Regions from separate parts of the Mus musculus genome. Here region 2 is linked to region 1. Evidence: chromatin loops called from intact Hi-C (ENCODE). Cell type or tissue: gastrocnemius. All regions are shown on one strand. Links, peaks and the distances in the headings refer to the core of each region. The heading gives the core; the rest is flanking DNA.

What was found. A loop is a pair of places that touch in the nucleus more often than their neighbours do. Peaks named below come from ENCODE experiments on the same cell type or tissue, not always from the same donor. Only the 100,000 strongest peaks of a DNase experiment are listed, where the experiment ranks them.
Region 2: a loop joins it to region 1, with 2.5 times the contacts of the local background. A loop is called at or near these places in 2 of 42 quality-filtered maps.

Annotation. Positions count from the first base shown.
Region 1 is chr9:67,624,126-67,635,723 of GRCm38, reverse strand. It overlaps a transcript of Tln2 not described here. Among named protein-coding and RNA genes, the nearest start is that of Gm30936, 64 kb to the left of the region's middle. In gastrocnemius, for the core only: a CTCF peak has its summit at 6,249; DNase peaks (open chromatin) are centred at 2,725 and 3,058; H3K4me3 peaks cover 2,341 bases; H3K27ac peaks cover 3,090 bases.
Region 2 is chr9:67,469,814-67,481,411 of GRCm38, reverse strand. The region is part of intron 1 of Tln2 (talin 2); the gene reads left to right. Among named protein-coding and RNA genes, the nearest start is that of Tln2, 84 kb to the left of the region's middle. In gastrocnemius, for the core only: no CTCF peak of the experiment used is centred there; a DNase peak (open chromatin) is centred at 5,059; H3K27ac peaks cover 978 bases.

The sequences.
Region 1 (11,598 bases), core at 2,381-10,380:
AGAGAAACGACTTTAGTTGTGACCAGTTTACCTTCATTCTTTCTTCTTATGCAAACTTGGATCTTGAACTACAAAAAATATGGCTGTTATTTTCAGTAAACTAAGGGACAATTTAGCAAGCATCAATTTAATGAACTTGCCAGGTCTTAACGAAATCAATAAATATTTGCTTTGAAAGTCTGTGAGATAGCTTGCCACCTCTATTCTGCTAACCTAGCCAATGTCTAAACTGGTCTGGGGAACAGGAATGTTTATTCATGGGGCAGGGAAAAATCTGTCCTGCAACTTTTAGGACTGCCTCAGGTGGCCCAGTAATTTGTTTTCTGATTGAAGATTTTGATGTATAAAGTGTATTCTATGCAAAGGAAGTTTAAGTTACAATGTTTTAGTCTTAAGACTTTCTCAACCTTCTTAATGCTGGGGCCCTTTAACACAGTTCCTCATGTTATGGTGACCCCCAATCGTAAAACTATTTTTTGTTGCTGCTTCATAACTGTAATTTTACCACTGTTATAAATTGCAAAGTAAATATCTGATATATAAGTTATCTGATATGTGACCCCTGAGAAAGAGTCATTTGACAGCCACCCCACCTTCCTCAAGGTGTCTGGACTCATTGGTCTAAGACTAAACTGTTTTCACATTACACCAAGCTTATTCGAGGCCCCCATGGACTCCTTCAAGATAGTTTCATGTTACAACGTTGATTCACTCTTGGATGTACAGTGACCACAGTTTCAAGCTGAGAGACACTAATGTTGCTGTTGTTGCATTTGAGGAACTGAAGAGATTTGCTATGTACTTTTGAGAAGACTGGTCTATCCTGGTCACTCTGTATCGGGCTGAGGAAAAATAACCATCGATACTTTTTCTTATTAATTTTTAAAGTTATAAAACTTTAAAATAAAAGTAGAATTAAGCAGAAAGAGAAAACAAACCACAATTTCACAACCAACACCTTGGTTAGTTTATTTTATCTGTCCTCTCAGCATCTCTCTCTACATCATAATTTTAAAGGAAAGGGATTTTGTGATTTGTTCTGTCCCACACTGGTACCTAGGATAACTTTCACTTTGTACCCTGCCATTCCAACATTCCAGAGCTCATGTAAATACAAGGGATACATAAGTGACTTAATTCCAGGACATGATAGATGGAGACATAAGTGAATGAATGTATGAATAAAGCAAGCCACCCAGCCGGTCGGCCGTGGTGGCAAAGGTCTTTAATCCCTGTACTCGGGGAGGCGGAGTATCTTGAGTTTGGGTCCAGCCTGGTCTACATAGTGTGACGCTGTCTCGGGAAAAAAAAATCAGTGCAATAGTCACACCCATTTTGCTACCCATCTTCCTGGAAGAGTCGTTTCTTAAATCCAAGTGACTGGCATCCATCCCGCCACCCTCATGGCTGGATCCACACCTGGTAACCTCCAGGACCCGGCCCGTGGTCCCGGCGCTGAGAAGACTCAGAGGCCTCATGCTAGCCTGGTCCCCCTGCCGCCTCATCCCTCTCCAGATTCTGGGTCAGCCGGGGGTGTCCCTTGTTCCTCTGACACGTGGCCCCCACCACAGCTCCACGCGTGCCCCCATCCCACGGCCGGGGTGCAGACACCCAGGAGCCGGGTGGCGAGCTCCGCCGCGCCGTCCCCCAGTGATGACGCGCTTCCTGCCCTCCCGGCGCTCGCGGGCCGTGCGCTCGCGCTCGCCCTCGGCTCCGGTTCCGCGCCCGGAGCCAGCAGCGGCGGCAGCGGCGGCGGCGGCGGCGCAGCGGGAGCGGAGCTGGCTGCACTCGTGGGCTGGCGCTCCGCAATGAGACAGTAGCTGCATCCCCGCGGTAAGGCGCGGCGCGTGGCGCTGCCCAGCTCTCCAGCCTGCATGCGCGCTGCAGGGATTTCCAGTGCCTTTTCCCTCCCCTCTCCAGAAGGGATATGTGGGTGGTTTTCTTCTCGGGTTTGCATCTCGTAAGTGATGTCAATGTAGAAAAACCCTGTCAAGCTTCTAGATTTCATTGCTTAGGAGGGTATTTTTTTTTTTTTTGCAAGAAAAGAAAAATAAATTGCAACGAATGCACCTGTCTATTGCACATGTAGGTTTCGCCGCACTCAAGCCGGTTGCCGGGTTTGCAAACAGTCTTGCAGCGGGAGCCAGAGAGCTGATCCCTAGCCTTAAGCAGCTGGTCCCCTCCCGGGCTCGGTCCTCGGGTTTCCAGTAACAGGGTCGGTAAAGCGGCCCGGTTTGCACCGAGGGGCCCCTTGGACTCCGGCCGTGACCCCGGCGCCGACTGAGTTGGCGGAGAGCAGAGCGGCTTCATTCCAGCACTGGCTGCCCCGACTTAAAGCGCCACTTTGCAAACAAGTCTCCCGCTCTGGCTCGTGGAGAAAGACACCCCGGGATGCTTCCTAGTCCCCGACTCTGAGACCTGCAGATTGCAGGACTCCCCCTTTCCCTGGCCGTCTCGCTAACAACCAGCTGCTGGCCGCGGACCGTTCAGGGAAAGCGCGGGGCGGAGAGCGAGGGCAGGGTTTGGACCCAGTGCGGCGGCCTCTCGTCTCCTTCCCCGACCCTCAGGAGCTGAGATTTCGCGCCGGCGGGGATCGGGAGGGATCTGGAGACTGGCTTTTCGGGGCCCAAGGAACGACGTTCGAGGGCGCCATATTTTCAGTGGGTTTTTACAGAGGCTAAGGGGGGCGCCCACTTTCCGAAGCCCCCGGGGGAAGCCGGAGCGATTGTCGTTGGGAAAGTTTGCGCGCCCGGGCGAGCTAAGAGGCGGCTGTCCCCACAAGGGCGCGCGGACTGCAGCGCGTCGCCCAGGTCTGGCTAGGCTGGGTCCCGGGTGGGGGGGCGGCGAAGAGCGGTGCAGGGGACCGATGCATGTGGCTCGCGGGTGTCACAGAGCAGGGGAGTCCGTAGCGCTTGGGGCTGCTTGGCGCAGAGCACACGCCCCTCTTTTCCCCAAGCTACTGCCACCAGCGCTCTGCCGGAGCTGCGCGCACAGCCTCTCCCTGGCCTGCGCACGTTGTTGAGCGTTCCCTTCAGTAACACCCCCCCCCAACCCTGCTCCCCAGCACCGGGGCTTGCGGGGTGCTCCACCTGGCGCGGGAGCTCACTCAAGGCTGGAGAGAAAGCAAGTAGGTTCGTAGATTGGCCAAGGGCCTGGCTTATGTGGATCAGCCTGAAGCCTCCTGTCGTCTCCTAGCTTGTGCAGGCGACAGGCTTTTTGCAGGGCTCTCTCTGGCGCGGGGATAGTGGAGGAAAGGGGTGCGTTTCCCGAAGTCGGGGCTTCAGGTGACACGTGGGAGAACTTGTTTTCTTGCTGTTGGTGATGGGGCAGAGATGGAAGGAGAGGAGGCTGAGTTAATGAAAACTAAGTCCGGGTTATTTCCAGAGAACGGGAAGAGGAGTGAGCTGAAGTGTTTGGTGTTGTAGGGGGACACAAAGATAAGAGTAGTAGGATGGTGTTCCAAGGAAGCGCACCCCAGAACACGTAATTACGAGCACCTTGGTACTCATAGTGACAGTTTAGATTCTGAAGCTCCTGGGAGAGGGAATTACATTCTCTATGTTTTAGCTCCCGGATGTTTTTAGAAGTGGACCCGTGGGGGAATCTTTACTTCTGTACATACAAAGTGACCTCTGCTTTTTTTGTGAAGGGGGCAGGGCAGAATGTGTTTGCTGACCTGTGATTGGCTGAGTGCAGGAATGTGTTAGCTTTTCTCCTTGGTGTCTTAATCAAACAGCTTCACAGTAGAGAGGTCCTGTCAGCACTTGGGGTCTTCATCATTGGAAGAGATTTCGGGAAGGACCAAAGACACCTAATGGGGGAGGTGTCTGGGGAGAGGAGAGACTTTTGTGAAGGAGATGTAGCCCCTGACGTCAGCAGTTGCCCATATGCTTCATTAAGTGCCACAGTGTGAAAGTTACCCTTTCAATGGTTGTACCTTCCTTGTTCCTCTCTGTGGGGATCTTGTGCAGAAAGTGAGAAGGAAGGGTGGCTATGGCCATTGGCTGTGAGAAGGCCAGTACACGTGTGCATGCAGGAATGCTTTTCTTCCTTTTAATTTGAACCCTAGAAGAGTGGAAAAGTCCCAGATAACAGTTGACCAAAATTAGAATAGCCAATGTTGGTGAGAATTAGCTGATGAACCCTCCCTCCCCACTCCCTCTTTAAATCACATTGACTTTTCTGGGCTTAGCTCAGAGGTGGCACACTGAATCCCAGAAACGGAGAGTTCTTAGCCACTGTCTACCCCGTACCTTTGTACACCTTTTCATTTATGTAGGAAGTTCTAAGGGATCCTGCGGGTCTCTCTCAGTTTTGGCTTTGTGTTTCAGACTTTGTATCTCCAAGGGAGAAGTAAAAAATTCCAAACTCCATCCCCACGAGTAGTTTATTCAGTACATTGTAGGCTACATGCACGTTTAAAATCCACCTTGCCCAGGTTTGTTTGCCAACATTGTTCCCTAGAGGGCATTTTAAATTTATTTATTTTTATGTGCATGTGCCTGCCACCTGTGTGCAGAGGCCAGAAGAGGGGGTTGGATCCCATGGTAACTGGAGTTGTAGGTGGTTGTGAACCACAACGTGGATGCTGGCAACCAAATCCATATCCTCTGCAAAAGCTGTAAGTGCCTTTACCCAAGGAGCTGGTCTGGATGTGTGCTGCATATATATTTTGCACAGCTTTTAGATGTGATGCAATGAAAGTTAACTTAAAGGAGCTTTTAAAAAGTTTTTAAAAATCATATTATGGATTTCTGAGTTCGAGGCCAGCCTGGTCTACAAAGTGAGTTTCAGGACAGCCAGGGCTATACAGAGAAACCCTGTCTCGAAAAAACAAAAAAACAAAAAAAAAAAATCATATTCATCTGTCTGTCTGCCTGCCTGCCTGCCTGCCTGCCTGCCTGCCTGTCTGTCTATCTATCTATCTATTTGTGTGTATGTACGAGCGCAGGTGGGTCGGGAAAAGCCATAGGCACCTTATTTAGAGGTCAGAGGAGTCAGGTTTTCCACTATGTGGCTCCCTGGGATTGAATTCAGGTCATTAGGCTTTGTGGCCAGTGCCCTTTACCAACCATCTGTGTCATCTCGTCAACTCCAGAGATGCTTTATTTCAGGCCTTCTAATATTTAATCTCAATGGTACTACCTTAATACTTAGTGAATTCTGTGTGCCTCTTTCACCAGATATTATTAACCAGGTTTTACTCTCTCTTGCCTGGTTCTTACTGTCGTAGCTTCATAGCTTGATCAAAGTGCCTGATTTTTTTTCCCCCTTAGTAAAATTTTGTAACTTCAAAAGGGCTAGAAAAGTGCCTTTGTGAGTTGGAAAGTTGCCTATCAGTTTACCAGGCCATGTGACAGGTGGTGTGTGCTTGCTGCATTCCCAGGCTCTTAGGATGGTGTCTGGGACTTGTGATCTGTGACATTCTTGCTCCAGAATTTTTGAGTCCGACTATTTTCTTGGGGATTTGGGTTGGTGTTTGACTAGCAGGAAGTACTAAAACCGGTTAAATCATTCAAAAACAATTTTTATTAGGTACAAAAAAATGTTTAAAGGCAAGAAGAAAAACATAACAAGGAGGCTGGCATTCTAGAATTATAGTTTAACAAACCCAACTGGTGCCTTTTTAATTACAGTATTTACCCCATCTAGAACTTTGTAATCCTATTGCTTTTATATTTAATAACAAGACTAGCTAAAACATAAGCCAAACACAACTATTACAAATAATGGGGATAAGTGGTGGGTTTAACCAGATGTTCTCCCTGAAGTTGAACTCTCCCAAACGCCTCTGCTGCTCCCCTTCCCAATAAACAGGCAGCACTCACAAGGTAAGGCAGTCGAGGGTAAAGCAGAAGTGAAAGGCACTGGGAGCCTCTGACTTCCTGGCACTTGCCATCTCCTGAAGATGGACAAGCTGAATACAAGAGTCACATGGTCCTTAGAACCTTTCTTCACGGGTTGCCCTGAGCTATGAATTAAGACCAGGCTCTTTTGCAGCCCATTTCACAGTGCATTTTCAAAGTCAGCGTCAGCGTCAGCCCTCTACATTTTGTTTCGCTCTTAACCAACAGTTCCAACTGACACTGTTCCAAAGCCTCGAGCAGCTTGCAAGCGTTCGCGTTGTCTTTTGACTCTTCCACGGTAGACTTTAACTAATGGAATCTTCTGTGTCTTCCATTCATTTGTCCTGCAGAAGCTCTTGGGGGCTTATCTTGCTGCTCTGATAAGTAACCCTGCCCTCACCCCACACGTTTCATCCCTAGAGGGCAGTGCTCTTGTTTTTGTGTTTATCTAGTAGATAAGGTGTGTGAGTGTGGAGGGGGGGTGGGGTAGTGGGGGGAGGGGAAGTGTGATTGACCCGGTTTTGGAACCCAGACCTACCAAAGGATGCACAAAGGGAGTACTGGCAACTCCCACAACAGAAGCAGAAGGTGGGCAGGAGAGGTGTGGCTCAAAGGTTAAGAGCACTGGCTGCTCTTGCTGAGGCTCTGCTCCTAGCACCCATGTGGCAGCTCATAACTATCTGTAATTCTGTTTCTGGTAGATATGACTCCATTCTTCTGGCCATTGCAGGTACCAGATATGCACACATACACATGCTGGCAAAAAAAAAAAAAAAAAAAAAAAAAAAACAAACAAACAAATCAAATCAAACCAAAGCCAAAACTCATATACATATATGAAAAATAAATCAAGTACAGAGCCTTACTTTATTATTTATTATTTATTTATTTAGAAGACTCCCATTCCTGTCCTCCATCCTCTGTACCCAGTTTTGATTCCTGAACATCCTCAACCTCCATGACCCTTGCCCTTGCTCTCATTTTGCTGAGTACCCAGCCCTTGATTAGACCCGCCCTCTGCTTTGCTTTCACTGTTCTACCCCCCCCCCCACCCCCCACAGTAATGAGCCTGGGTGGCGAAGCCACTGGGCCATCTGCACTGCTGTGCTCTTGATGTATGACTGAATCCCAGCGGGCCTCCTGACGCCGCAGACCCACTGTGCTTTAGTGTGAGGTTGCTGTCAGCCGGTGACTTGGTTTCCCTGATTCCTGCACTGAAGCAGTTGACTGACTACTGAGGAGTCCACGTCCTCCCTGGAGTTCATGCTCTCTGCACTTCTGCAGCTGTCCCTTCCCCTCCACATCATCAGAGTCCCTCGCTGATGGATTATCTTCACAGGAGATGCTCTGACATCTTCATCTTAGGCAAAAAAGGCATCCCTTGACTTTGTGTCTTAGCCATTCATCTCCCATTTCTTTGCTTTCCCTTCTTAGCAGACACTAGGAGAAAAACTACTTTTATTTTATGTTCTGTGTATGAGTGTTTTATCTACATGTATGTCTGAGCACTATTTGTGTGCCTTGTGCCTTCAGAGGCCAGAAGGGGAACTGGAGTTATATAGGTGGTTGTGATCTACCAAGTGGGTACTGGAAACTGAACCTGGGTCCTCTGTAAGAGCAAAATGTGCTTGCTCTTAAGCCATCTCTCCAGCCCTTCAGCAAAGCATTTTTTTTTGAAAGAGTTGTCATGTTCTGTTTTATTTTTATTTATTTATTTGTTTGTTTATTTATTATCTCCTCTGCACTCACATATTTTTATTTTTTAAATAGGAACTCACTATATATTCCTTGGCTGGCCTCAAATTTGCTGTATAAACCAGGCTGGCTTTGAACTTAGAGAGACTTACCTACCTCTGTCTCCTAAGTGCTGGGATCAAAGGCATGAGCCTCCCCACTCATTTTGTTCTCCCAGTGTACTCTGGCTTCGCCCTACCCCTTGTGGTCAAACTCTTCTCAAGGGAACTGAGAGAGCTCAGGGGCTTTTGTAGAGGAAGCAAACTTGGTTCTTAGCACCTACAGCTTACCACCTGTAACTCAGTTTCAGGTCGTCCGTTAATGTCTTCTGGACACCATGAGAACCTGTACTCAAGGTGCACAAACCACACACACATGCACAATTAAAAAACAAACAAACAAATCTTTAAAACAAAAACTCCAAAGAAACCTTTTTGTTGCTGTTATTGTTTGAGATGTGGTTTCTCTGTGTAGCTCTAGCTGTCCTGGAACTTGCTCTATAGACCAGGCTGTGCTCGAACGCAAAGAGATCCACCTGCCTCTGCCTCTGCCTCTGGCTCTGGAGTCAAAGGTGTGTGCCACCACATGGGGCTCAAAGAAACATTTCCTAAGGTATCAGCAGCATTTGAAGAGTGAGTCCAGGGGTGCTCTCTCAGTATCTGCAGCCTCTCTACGTAATTTAGTCAGCTGATTGCCTCCTGTCTGGAACATTCTCTACACCAACTGAATCTGCCCCTGGCTGCTCTGACTCCAGCATTCTTGTTTGATTTATTCTTTCTGGCTTCTGGAAGCCGGAAATGTGGTTTCACAAAATACTTCTTTTTGGAGTCTGCAGTAATCTCAGATCCTGAGGGTCACAGTGGTATCCTTTCTTATGCCTTAGGCTTTTTTCTTTTCTTGAATCCATGTCACTTTGACATTGCATGAGATCTTACCTGGTCTTTGGCATGTAAGCTCCAAGGACTTCGGAGATGGCCTAGTCTGGGAAGTGTTCACTGCACAGGCGTGAGGACCCGAGTTCCACTCCCTGCTTCCCATGTAAAGTTGGGCGTGGTGCTGTGTATTTGTAATCCCAGTGCTGGGGAGATGGGAACAGGGATTCTTGGGTCTCTTTGACCAATCAGTCTAGCTTTACTCCTGAAGCTCCCTGTCTAGTGAGAGAGACCCTGTCCCAGAACAGGAATGTACTGGGGCTGGAAAGGTGGGTCAGTGTTGAGAGCGTTTGCAGTTCTTTCAGAGGACTGGAGTTTGGTTCTCAGTACCTGTCTTTTGTGACTCACAGCTGCCTGTGACTCCAGGTCCAGAGGATCTAACACCAGGCTGACCTTCAAAGGGACACCCCCCCCCCCCAAGACACATATTCCCACATGGGCACATAGACTCAAGATTATAAATAAAAAATAAAATAAATGTTAAAGAGGCTAGATGTGGTGGATCACACCTAAAATTTAAGCCCTGGCTAGGTTTGGAGTTTCAGGCTAGCCTTGTCTATGTGTGGAGTCCCAGGTTATCCAGGGTTCATAGTGAAATAGACAAACAATACACACACACACACACACACACACAAACACACACAGAGACCCCCCCCCCACTCTGCCACTGGGTCACCATGTGTCTGCAACAATGAATGTCATATAGCAAACACCCCCCAAAATTCTAATGAGTGACGGGCTCTTCCTGCTTCCAGAGTTAGCCTTGGATGAGCCATTCGGCCGTTTCGGATTTTGTATCAGGATGCAGTAGTTGGAGGTCTTGTGCTGGGAATGAGGGGCTCAGGTACTGTTACTGGTAGTCACACCCTTGTTAAATACTTGTTGAGTGATAGGAAGTACCTGCCAAGGATGGCTGGAGGGAGACAAATGGCTGCCTCTCATTTTTATCTCTCTGAAGAGGGCCACTTAAGCAGTCTTCTTGGTAATTTTTGACGCTGGGTTGAAGATGACAAATTGACTTGTCTGAAATGTTTGCTATTGACCTCAGTGTCCTTGAATCACTCATCCCCAGAGCCCACTTGACCAGTGGGGAGCCAGCTCCCTCCTCTTCCAAGTCTGGCTTGGGGACTGGGGGTGGGGAGTCAGTTTCTGCATCTGGGCATCTGGGAGGGGCAGTTCCCTGTATCTTTCCCACTGCTGCTGTGCTGGGGGATCCAGGCTAAGGAGTCTCAAGGCTTGGCATGCTTCAGTGAAAAAATTCTTCTCCTTCTGCTTGCCTTGCCTCAGGACTGCCTGGTTAATGACCTGACACCTGTGTCTAGTTCATATTTGATTTGAGTGAAGCCATTTCCTAAATATGGCCTGAGGTCATTCATGGCAGGTCTTCCAAGGAGAGTGTGGATTATTCCCAGGTTTGAGAGATTATACAGAGGCCACTTTAAGAAGCTTAATGTTCTCCTTGAAGGGCTTTCAACTGGCCTAGCACTTGTCATTCCAAGCCCTCCCCATGTGGAGTTCAAGGAGCTACCCTGTGGTAAGATGTCAGGCAAGGCAACTGAAGCATAGTCACAGAGCACTAGCATTTAGCATCCAATGGGGAAGGCAGATGTCTTTGTAGGACATTTCAGCCTAGTTCCGGGGAAGTGTACCAAAAGACAAAAGAGCCTAGGGTGACAGTTACAGTTCATTTGGTAAAGTCCCTTTCTTTCAAGGATGAAGTCCTGAATTTGATCCCCAGAGCCAACCTTTAAAAGGCTGGGTATAGTGAGTGGCAAATGCTTTTAATTCCAGCAGTGTCGAGGTAGAGACAGGAGGATCCTTGGGACTCGCCTGTCAGTCAAGCCTAGCTTACTGGGCTGGTTCCAGGACAGTGAGAAACCCTGACTCAAAAAAAAAAAAAAAAAAAAGTCAATATTCATGGTTTTTACATACATGTGCATAAGTGTATATACAGATGTGCATGTGTACCCAGGAAAACACACACACACACACACACACACACACACACACACACACACACACACACACAGGTGAGTTGGTGATGAGACTCCATTGCCAAGAAAACACACACACACACACACACACACACACACACACACACACAGAGACACAGGTGAGTTGGTGATGAGACTCCATTGCCAAGAAAACACACACACACACACACACACACACAGACACAGGTGAGTTGGTGATGAGACTCCATTGCCAAGAGCTTTCTTCTTTTCTTAGGATGAGCTACTGGACCTTCTCCTAAGGCATGCTCCTTCCCACTCACCTCCCCACCTTGAGTCTCTGAGGGGAGACTCCTAGAGAAGAGGAGAGAGTATTAGAGAAGAGAGTGGAGGAGGTCAGGGCAGCCACAGGACTGGACAGGCCCCTGCAGGGCATAAGGGACAGACTTAGCTCCTCTGGGAGGTTAGGACAGCCATCTCACTGGGCAGCAGTTCTATCTCCCACCTTAAATACATACTGAAACAGCCTTTGATTTTCTTTGGGGGAATTTTCTGGCCTCTTTCTCCAGTGTGTTTTGTCCTACTTAGGTAAGAGGGAAAGCTCAGCTCAGCTTGGGAAAATTGCTCCTTGGGGCCTGATGGTAGAGCCCCGAGGTGAGTGTTAGAGGTGGCTCAGGTGGCTTTAGCCAGCTCCCCAGCAAGGTGGTGGGTGACCAGATGCTGGCCAAGTGCTGCTGTGGTGGGAATGGGAAGGGAGCAAGAGGTGTGAGCCTGGCTGTGCAGAGGTGGATTGACAGTTCCTAAGGTCATTGCCTGCTTCTTGCTGGTGAACTTGTGGCTGTTGGGGCTGTCTTATCTTGTGACAGTAGATACAGGTCAAGATTGCACAGCAGAGCCTGCAGGTACCATGTTCTCCCTTGCTACCCATCTGGCCCTTGGATGTGCCTTAGAAAGGGCTTTCTTGGAACTTTATGGCCAAGCCCAGTGGGATCTGCAAGGCGTGGACCAAATGTCCTGGAGAAAAAAAGGGGGGAGGGGAAGATGGCATTTTTCTTTTGAGTTTGCCATGGCTATTGTGACAAAGCTCTGCACACTGAATGGCTTAAAAATCAGATGTGTTCCTGCAGTTCCAGA
Region 2 (11,598 bases), core at 1,116-9,115, 150 kb after region 1:
CCTCTTGGTACCTTCATTCCAGTGAGAGAGGAAAAGTGGGATGCACACCCCGTGTAAATCATGGGGATGAAGAGGGTCACACAGGTTCAAAAACATGAAACATTTTACTGGTACCCTGTGGTTTTGAGGGTTCGTTAGAGGGGTGGTCATACTGAGGGAGGGTCCTAAAGGCATGGCTAGCCTTGGAAACAGGGCCTTGGGTTTTCCTTCCTGTTGTTTGTTTGAAGCAGACTAGCCCAGGCTGGCCTCAAATTCACTGTGTATCATTCGATCACCTCTAAATTAGGAGCTTCCTGCCTCCACCTCCCCAGTACTGGGATTATAGGCATACACCACCATGCGGTTCTGGGGATTGAACCCATGTCTTCCTGCATGTTAAATAAGCGCTCTGCCAACTGAGCTGTGTATGTATAGAAAATATGTACAAAATTTAAAAGTAGAAGAGAAATAAACAGCTATAACTCCACTGCTGTGGCAGATTCCATCTTTTGACTAACTTCTTTCCCCCTTCCTCCCAGGGGGTTCATCCCCGTCTCTTGCTTCCTGGGCTAAGTACTCACACAAGTAGTACAGAGAAGGCTGCCTGCCTTTTCCACTCAGTGAGGGGACAGTGTTTTCCCACATTCTCATGAACAATATTTTTCAGATAATGTCCATTTGAGAATATGGAACTCAGTGAATTTTAGCCAGCTTTGCCTGCAGGTTATGATGCTGCTTCCAAGTCCTCCCTTGAAGAATTGGTGCAGGGCTTCCACATTGTATCACTTCCTGATGGTGATGTCTGCAGTTCAAACATGTTTGAAGTACCTTACCTTGCTAGAGCTTTTTTCTAAAACTCTGCACTTCCCAGAAAGGCTTCTTAAACCTCCATGGGACTCAGAGCTGCCTGGCTATGGGAGGGAGGAAGGGTGGTTATGAGCAGTAGGGGAGACAGCAAAATAAGCAAGTGGCCATTCCCTCTGCGTTATTGAGGACCGCTAGGAGAATGCTTAGAGTGAGATTTGAGAGGGTCATGGTACTAACTGGTGGAGGGATGCTTTGCAGTTATGGGGGATGCTCTCACTGAAGAGGGATGCTTTGCAGTTATGGGGGTACTCTCACTGAAGAGGGGGGCTTTGCAGTTATGGGGGTGCTCTCACTGAAGAGGGGGGCTTTGCAGTTATGGGGGTGCTCTCACTGAAGTGGGGGGGGGGCTTTGCAGTTAGAATCTCCTCCCCATGCCCTTATGTTGTAACTCTTGGCTTAAATGTTATTATATCCTATTAAATTGAGTTATCTGATCCCATGATCCAAACATTAACATTTTATGTACCTTAGTATTGTTTAATTAAAGGCCATAAATATGGACATGAGAGAAAGGGGGCTAGGAATATTCCTTGAGCAAGGAACTATGGCCTCTGGCTCAGTGGGGTCTTCCAGTGGGGAAAGGGAACATGATGGGGAGGGAAGGGGACAGAAGTTCTGGCCAGGCAAGGCAGAATACAGTGTTAGTAGGGAGTGAAGACATGGGCTCTCTAGTGATAGGGAGTGAGCTGGGGCTAAATCACAACCCTGTCCCCACTCATTTTCCTGAAGAGGTGTATTCGTCAGGGTTCTCTAGAGGAACACAACTTACAGTCTGTGGTCCAGCCAGTCCAGCAATGGCTGACTACCAACAGAAGGCAATCCCAGCAGTCCCCAAGCCTGGATGTCTCAGCTGCTCTTCAGTATATTCAGGAATCCCAAAGAAGTAGGCGCTTATGCCAGTGAAGAAATGGACTTGCTAGCTACAGCAGGAGCAGGCAGGCAGGCAGAGAGAGAGCAAGCTTCCTTGCTCAGTGTCCCTGACATAGGCTGCCAGAAGAAGGGGTGACCCAGATTAAAGGTGGATCTTCCCACCTCAAAGATCCAGATTAGAAATAGGTCTTCCCGTTTCAAAAGATTTAATTACGAAAAAAAAAAAGAAACCCTCAGAGGTGTGCCCAGCCATTTGAGTTTTAGTTAATTCCTGATGTAGTCAAGTTGACAACCAGGAGTAGCAGTCACAAGAAGGATGCTGACAAATGCTTTCTCTCCTCTCCCTCTTTCCTTTGCACCCTGGCTTGTATGCCATCCTTGTGCAGGGCCCTAGCTAATCTCCGTCATTCCAAATTTAGCACGCCTTCCAGCCAACCCCATTTCTTTTTACTTATAACATTAAATGGTTATTTTGGGGCCTATTCAGAATAGGTAGCAATTTGAAGTAAAGGCAGAGAAGGGTGAAGTCTACACTTAGAATGAGTGGTTAGCTCTTAAAATTGTTGTGAGCATTATGTGTGGCCTATGGGCAGTGCTCAGTAAATGTTTCTCATGGAGTCTGATGACAGTCACTTATCACTGTTCCACATTGTGTGGTGGCTGCCTTCTTCGGTGACTCTGGTGGGAAGGCTTGCTTCTCTGGGGAGGTGCTCTTCTCCTGAACACTGGGAGCCCTTTCTTCTTTTGACTGTGCTATGGGGTTGTCCTTTGGATGACATATTTTGCCTGAATTCTCAGGGCTTCCCTTAGCCCCATTCACCTGTGCCCCTCAGGGTTGGAGGAGGAAACCCTTGGAGGAATTGCACCAGTACCTTAGGCTGGCTGCTCTGACAGGCTCACGACTGAAGGAAGCTGCTCCGTGATTGTGCTCTAGGCTGGATGTGCATAGCTTGGGAAGCTAAGGTGCCGGACATAATCAGTGAACACCGGAGATGTCCAAGCCAGTGTGGCTTCCGGGTTTTACAGGCTAGGAGAATGAAGTTCACAAGTAACCAGAAGGTGAGTTTACAGTGGAGTTTTAGAAAGGATTGGAGCTAGGAGCCTAAGAGATAGGAAGGCAGAGCTCCTGTGTGGCAGGAGTGGGTCTCAGAAAGTGGGGTACCATAGAGGGTCAGTCCTCTCATTATGAGGAGTTAGTAAGATTTCAGTGAGTGGAGTTATGGGGGTGGGGTGAGCTAGTTAGTCAATGGAGTGTTCACTGTAGAGTCTGACCGTCATTTATCAGTAGTCCACCTTGTGTGGTGGCTGCCTTCTTCAGTGACCTTTGTGGAAAGGATTATTTCTTTGCCATGAGCTATACTTACCCCTGTGCCTGAATTTTTTTGTGAAGGGGAAGGGCTCTGAAAAGTGGAGCTCAGTGGCATGTGAGAGATTCTTGTGAGCATGTAGGATAGGTGAGCTGGGTTTCACGACATCCATTATTACTACAGGAGTATTCTTCATATGTGCATGGAAGCAGTGTAACTTGAGTGAGAAGCTGATTTTGGTTAGGTTGCAGGTGAGTTGCAGGTTATAACGAAGAGTTAAACATCAAGCGAGCTACTGTGCCCTGGAGCAGTAATTCTGTGTTTTTCCTTGTTGCTTTCTTTAGGCCTCAACACTTCAATTCTTCAGTGATTATTATGTCTATCTTCCTCCTTTCTGCATTCTGGCATTTGTTTTTTTCTTTGCTTTTTTCTTCTGAGGACTCTGTGGTCCTGATAATTGTTAATGATATTGCCTTGCACATGCAAGCATGATTTGTGAGCTTCTCTTGAGAAGCTGGGGTAGTTTGAGACTCTTCTTCTTGGGCTCTCTTCCACTTGCTGCAGCACATGGGAGAAGGTGCCAGGCTGCTGTGAGGCTGGATCCCAAGTGTGTCAATAGCCAGTTGGTTCCTACTTTACCAAGAACAGAGTAATCTCGGGTAAACATAGCCATTGGAAGAAAGCAAATATTTGTTTTGGCAGTCATTGTCCTCAAAAGTCTGGCCTGTCTTACAAACAAAATAGGAGGTAGACCAGAAGTCCTGGCATCGACTAGTACATAGCTTATAAACCACTAGAAGTGCATGTGAAAGGGGCATAAGGAAGGCAGTGTCCCAGGGGCCAGAGCCTAATAGTAATTCTAAGTGGTGGCAGAGGGCCAGAGGTTCAACGTCATCCTTAGCTGCACAACAGCCTGGTAAAGTGCTTGCTAGGCAAGCATGAAGTCCTTGGTTCAATTCCTAGAACTCATGGTAAAAAAAAATCTTGGCACAGCAGATTATACCTGTAATCATATTAATAGGGAGGTAGAGGCAGAAGAATCCTTGGGGCTTGCTAGCCAGCAGGCCTAGCATAATTGGTGAGCTTCAGACCAATGAGGGACCCAGTTTCATAAAAGAAGGTGATTGAGGAAGACACCAAATCAGTTTCTGGCCTCCACTCGCATGCATTACATACAGATGCATATGGGCATACATACAAAGTGCCCTACATGAACGTGTTTACACATACATGCACTCACATGAGAACACACAAGGAGACAATATTCCTTCCTGCCTCTTGCTTCTATGTCTCTTTCTCTTTTTCTCCACAGCCATGCAAGCAAGCAAGCAAGTCTGAGCACTCCTTTTCATTTTGAATTGTTTTAACTGGGTCTTTTAAACTTCACCCTATTGGCACTTTAGACTAAATCCATCTTTGTTGTCTGAGACCATCCTGTGCATTGGGTGGTGCTTGGAGCTGACCTTGGCCTCTACCCTTCAAGTGCCTGTAATACGTTTCCCTAGTTTGAGCTTCCAAAGTTCTAAAATGTCCCCAAATGTTTGGGGAGAGGGTACTGCCTTGTTTAGGTGCCCTGACTTAAGTTGGTCTTCCTCAAAGTGGCCAGTGTGATTCTAGTAGCATGGAAGACCTGGAGTTGGTGTTGATAGGTGGCTCCTCACAATGGCGGGTAGTGTCTGTGTCTCTCAAGCTTGACTTCTCTTGAGAGCTTCTATCCTAGCAGCAGTGGGACATGGCTGTGATGTGGCTCTCACAGAAACCAGGGTGGTTAGTGATGAACAAATCCATGTTGGCCATTGCCTTTTGGGGCAGGAATGAGCTGTTTTTTTCACCCTCTAGGCTTCTTGTCATTCTATGATAGTTATAAATAGGGCGTGCCAGCCACAAGGATACTCAGGAGATGGGCCTGACACTTGGCACCTCCGGTTGTAGATTCCTCAGCTGGCCAGCAAAGCATGACAGGAGTCTATTGCCCATCATGCCTGGGAATCAGTCAGACTTACTTCTCTGTCATTGGAGGCAAAGGTGCCAACCTTTGCTGGCAGGGTGTTACAGTGCTTGGGCAGATACAGTTCCTGGGCCTTCTCAAGCGTGACTGCACATACGTTCCGCCAGCCAGCCTTTCTGCTTTAGAGACATGAAGAGAAGGCTCTGTCCCCCTGGAACTGCCAATCCACCTTTAAGGCTTATGCATTGTATTCCTTTTCAAAAACACATCTTGGAGCTTAGAGTTGTTACAGAAAATGTCTCACTGACACAATTACCTAAAAATGAAGTATTTCTGGCCTAGGGAGATGGTTCAGTGGGTAAAGCACTTGCCATGCACGTATAAGGAACGAATTTCAGACCCTGGGCACCCACATAAATAAGCTAGTGGGTGAGGTGGCTCCCACTGTAAGCCAAGCGCTTGGGAGGCAGAGGCAGGATCCCTCAGGGCAAGCTGGGCAGTTAGACTGGCAGGATCGGTGGACTCCAGCTTCAGTGAGAGACTCTGCTTCAGAAAACATAATGAAGTGTTATTAGAGAGAATGACCAGACATCAACCTCTGGCCTCCACATATACAGGCACACTCGTGCAAGCACGCCAGCACAGACATGCACCCACATGTACACAAATTTACACATACATACAACTGAAAAATAGAACCATTTCCCTCCGTCTGTTCTCCTCTTTGCTTGCCGGCTGTTAGCTTTCCATTGGAAATTTCAAATAGACTACGTAATAATCCCCATGTATTCTTCAGTGAGTGTCCGAGCTTGACCCTCCTGTTTGATCTAGACCCTACCCTCGGGTGAGGATTTTGAAGTCGAGGCTCTGTAGCACAGCATTCCCTCTGTGTTTCAGTGAATGGGTCCAGAAGACTGAGGCTCTTTTCTTCAGTGTAACCACCATTACATAGTGTTTGCCCGTTAGGCCTCAGCCTGTCTTACCACTTCATCTGGTCCAAGGCTCTAGGGAAGAGGGATACCCAGAGTCAGCTTTTAGTCTCCTTGCCTCTCACGTGCTAACAGGTGAAGGTGCTGCGCTGGATGGGTCCTTCTGGGTCCCAGATTTCCACTTATTCTCCCACGGGGTTCCTTCTGGATACGCTGGCTTTGTACAAGGCACAATCTTTTCTTGAGGAAAATGGTCAACTGTTAGGTGCCCGCAGTAGCCTGAGGGCTCTTCTCCTGGCCTTAGTGTGCTGCTTTTTGCTCTCCACTCTTTAGAGGAGACTTTTTAATCAGTGGTATCAAATGTTTTCTAGTAGCCTCAAGCATGTATGTGTATTCCACCTGTGAACAGACCAGACCAGAGGTCATATTTCCTACAGATCATTTAAGGCTGTGTCCTTTCCTTGCTCACTGTTGGCCTTGCTGGTGTGGGAGGGGAATTCATGTGGACCTGACTCACTGGTACTGCTGACTTCCGTTTTCTGTTCTGTTTTCTCTTACTTCTACCTGCTATTTCCCTCCCATCTTGACCTAGGAATCTTCCCTAATTTTCACTGTCCTCCATTTGGCCAATGCCTTGCTAAGGAGCCAGTCCCTTCTCATAGCCACCATACCCACAGGCACCCCACCCACACTGGAGATAACATTTTCTGTAACATTAACCACCACCACCATCCCCGAGAAAAAGAAAGACCCCCAAATTGGGCATTTATTCTGAAGAAATGTTTATTCTTTGTCAGAAAGCAGTTCTCATAATGCAACCCAGAGCTAGGCATCGTCTCCCAGAGATTATGCCTCTCTGGATATATCCACCTTGATTACTCCCTTCAAATAGGCTGAGATATCACCGCAACTCTCTTGTGGAAGCTTCTTGTATTCCACTCTCTCAGTATCCTGATTTCTCTTTGTTCTTTACTTGATCTCCTCTGACAGATTTCAGCTTCGCCTGCGACTTTTACCTTAAGCCCTTGGAGGTGGCAGGCAGTATGGCCTCCTCCGCCTTCAGCTTAGGCTAACAGCCTGGATGAACCATTAGAGGTCAGTGGTAACACCCATGAAGAGCCACCATCTTGTTCTCATATGCCATCCTTTCAGGTGCCTCTATGTACCTGTGCTAAGGTCCCCACGGGGTGCACATAACATCACTCTTCATAGAGCACACCCCTCACTTCTGCTGGGAACCACAGTTCCAGAAGAGGGCATCTCTTGTTCTGCAGATGTCCTAGGCTGGGGGAAGAGCACTGGCTGTGACAGAATTTTGTCTCTCCTTTCTAGAGGAATTGTCTCCTCCCTTTTGCTTGGTGTCTCATTTCTCTAGAGTCTGTGCCTGGACCAAGTTCTGGAATATATTACTGATAGAGTAGCCCTGGGGGAAACCTGGTTGAGTGTGCTCTTCCATCCCTTTCACAGATGAGGACACTGTACAGTAGAGAGGAGAGAGCTGTATTGGCTCTTAACTGCTGGTTAGTGTTGGAAGGTGACAGGGGCTCAATCAGGCAGGCACTTGACTGATTACTCGATTCCTTGCAGAAACCCCATCCTTGACCCAGGATGGAGGAGCTTTGAGACCAAGTGTAACTAAAGTGACTCCTAATAGAAGTTGTGTGAAGCTTCTGCCTGCTTCACTCCTCACTCCTCACTCTTTGAGGTATCATCTACATCCCTCTACTAAGCTCCGCAGGGAGTCTGGGCATCTTCTAAAGACCTTATCTACACTACTACCACCACCACCAACAACAACAATACCACCACCACCACCACCAACAACACCACCACCACCACCACCAAGAACAACATGGTTGGGCATGGTAGTGCAGGCCTTTAATCCCAGAAATTGGAAGCAAAGTCAGGCAGCCTTCTGTGAGTTCAAGGCCAGCCTGGTCTACATAGCTAATTTCAGGAAGATCAGAATTTCAATGTCATCTATGACTATATATGGGACTCGAAGGCAACCTGGGCTACATGAGACTCATCACAAGAAATCAGAATAAAAATTAAAAAAATACAAAAATCTCATTCTGCTGAAACCCTGAATTCAGATAGTCTCCAACTTAGAAAAATTAAACTTAATTTGTTTGTTTGCTTTATTTAAGATACTATAGACACTACACATTAGTTAGTGTGCTACATGCTACATACACATGTACACAAATACAATCGGTCAGTCAGACTGTAGTATAGTGTGTAGCTAAAGCACTCAAGCACCAATCTTGACTTTGGACAGGTCCAATCTAAGCTGACTCCATCATACATATAAGAGCAGCTGCCCTCTTCCCTCATCTGCTACAATTCCTGGCTGCTAACCAAGCATCTATCATCCAAATCACCTCATATTTCTTCCATGCCCTCACTGGAGACTATTCTTAAATAAATGCCATATATCTTATGATTTCTACATGTATTTTAGAAGATTGGGATTTTTAAGCACAATGAAGCTTCTGTACTTAGAAATTAATTGATATCAAATAAAACTGCAGGCCTCTTCCTCATTCTGCTGCTGTTGTACACAGCAAGGTGCAGATGAGCCAAGCAGGACTGAGCAGGCTTGATGGCTCAGATGCTAAGCTTGCAGAGCTCCTCCGCTCAGAGACCGCATGCCCAGGGCAGGAAAGCAGGACTCTGGGAGATCAAATAGGAATATGTCGTTATCTCTTATAGTTTGCAATATGTTTGAGATGCATTGGTTTAAATAAGAAATATTAAGTTTGGCTTTAAAGAACATCCAGTGGATCTGTTTTGTGTTCTAGTCTCAGGACAATGTTCCCCTACATTCCAGTTCTGCTTTCCAACCGTGCTAACATGTCTCTGTCAGCCTCCCATCAACAATATTATTGAAGCATGACTCCAAAGCGAAAATTAATTCACCTGGAATTTCTTCATCGACTATTTTGTACACTTGCCCAAATGGTTCTGACCAATTCTCATTATGCTTTAACGATTAACGTGTTCTAATAAAACAGTCACAGCTCCCTTGAGCATGGAGCATGATATCATCAACCCCAGAGAGGCCTATCCAGCCTGAGTCAACATATAACTGCTACTCTCCTTGGAAAGCTAGTCCCACCCCATATTTGTTTGTTTTTTAATCTCCACAACCAGAGTAGAATAAATTTACAGCTGACTGATAGGGACTTGGGATTCTAGGATTCCACATTACATAAACTGGAAAGGTATTCCAAACATCATTCTACCATAAGAAAGGAAGGGCTAGACATTCTCTAGGAAGGGGATTGGTCACTTGTCACCTGCTAGTGGCTACCTGTACAAGAGTAAACCAAAGGATCCATCAACATTCCAGCAGACAGCGAACTAGAATTGGTGGGTTACCAAAGAAGAAAAAAAAAGGAGAGGAAAGGACATGAAAGAAAGAAAGAAAGAAAGAAAGAGAGAGAGAGAGAGAGAGAGAGAGAGAGAGAGAGAGAGAGAGAGAGAGAGAAAGAAAGAAAGAAAGAAGGAAGGAAGGAAGGAAAGAAGGACCGAAGGAGGGAGGGAGTGACATGTTAGGGGTAAAGGAGAAGAGTTGAGTTTTGGTAGATATGATCAAGGTACAACATAAACACGTAAGACATTGTCAAAGAAAGATTAAAAGATATTTTAATCAATTAAAAGAAAATTATTGTCTTCTCCAAGTCTCCCAGAAAAGAAAAGAGAAACTGCACCTTCCTTTAGATGACTCCAGAAACCCACATGTAGACCACTCTACTTGAACACCCTATTTCTTGGTGGCCTCCCTTTCCATTTGTAGGTGGAGATAAATGGATAAGGAGGTAAGACTCTAGACTTGTAGATGAGAACCCCAATGAAGGAGAGGTAAATGGAACAGAGCCAATCCCAAGGTCTACACAGGATCAGGATCTATAACACATATTTTTACACCTACAACCAAAATGGTGTATTTCTTTAATAAAGCGGCAAGAATTATAAGGCATATAATAATATAATATATTTTTGATTGGTCCTAATTGCAGACGTAAATATACAAAGGAGTTTATTGTTTGCAATGATTGTATGCCTTATACCTCAACTAAACAAAAGGCCAACTACAAATAACATGTACACAAGTTCATAAACGGCGTTTCTTGTTGTTATGTGTGTGTGTGTGTGTGTGTGTGTGTGTGTTCGTGTGGGGTATGTGTGTGTGTACGTGTATGGATAAGTACATGCACGTGTGAAGTGCCCAAAGATCGGAGTTTATTGCCTTTTATTACCCTACAGCTTGGTTTTGAAGACTGGATTTCTCATTTAACCTGGAATTCACCAATTGTCTAGACTTCCTGGCTAGTGAGCCCATGGGATGCCCTCATCTGCCTCCCCAAAGCAGGAACTGCTGCACCTGGCTTTTTACATGGGTACTATATAGCCAGGTCTGCAGCTGGTCTGTGGCCTACCTCTTGCTGTGATTAAAACTAGGTCCAGCTAGTTTGCATATATTTGTCTTAAATATTTTGACTTTCTCTATTGACTGACTAGCTGACTAGCTGTATTTGTATGTGTGTACATGCATCAGGACACACACATGGAGGTCAAAGGACAAAAGGTAGTATTAGGTTTTCTCTCTTCATCCTGTGGATCCAAGAGATCAAGCATGGGACATTGGGCTTGCTGGCAGGCACCCTGGCCAACAGAGCTTTCTTGCTAGCCATACACACACACACACACACATACACACACACACACACACACACACACACACGGCTTTTTAAATAAAATTTTAATTGTGTATAAGGTACATGAAAAAAACCCTGAAATTTTGTTGCCCAAGAAAACTATTGTGAACCAAGAAATGTTTTCAAGTCCTGTAGCAGATAGTCTACCCTGAAAGATGCTTTGAAGGGACACAGAAAGAGGCCTTCCCCCATCCTGTTCTTACAGAGATGTTTTCTAGTTAGCACATGCCTGTGGGGAGGAGAGAGGAGAGGGTCTGTGGATCTGCATCTGTTGGCTCAGTCATGAGTGAAAAAACCTGGATAGCTGCAGATCACATGAGGGAGGTAAACAGGAGACCTGACAACCATGTGCACACAGCTCAGTGTAAAGTACAGAGATACCCTGGCCTTGACTGATAGACATCAGCCTCTGGGCAGGTGTTCAAGTATACCTGCTTTGCTTTATTATTCTGCATCTGGAGGGATATAGAAACCATGTCACAGTTGATTGATAAATGATGCAGGGAACATCTTAGACCTATGAAAATAAAAAACAAAAACAAAAGCAAAAACCAATCAGGAGAGAGGATACTGTGGAGGGCAGAGCAGAGGGTGCTGGGGATAAAAATCGGGGACAGACATGGGGAGAGATAGGCTGGATAATTTATTCTTATGGCCTATTGAGAAAAGGAAATTTCAGTGGGATACAATGCCATCTACAGAGGTGCTGGTGTTTAGATCCATGGTGACTGTGCAGAGGATCACCCGCCCTGTGAAAAGAGAAGAGGGTTGAACCTTTTGTAAAATATACCAGTTGTTAACTCATTGAGACCAAACTTCCTGGTTTCTTGAAAGATACATTTCGAAGGTTTCAGTAGCTGCTAGTCAAGGTCAAGTGGAGACAGTTTCCTATTTACCAAAAACAAGTGGCTTCCATTTTCATATTGCTATTTATTAAGGTATCTCATTTGACCAAATCATCTTTCTCAACAATC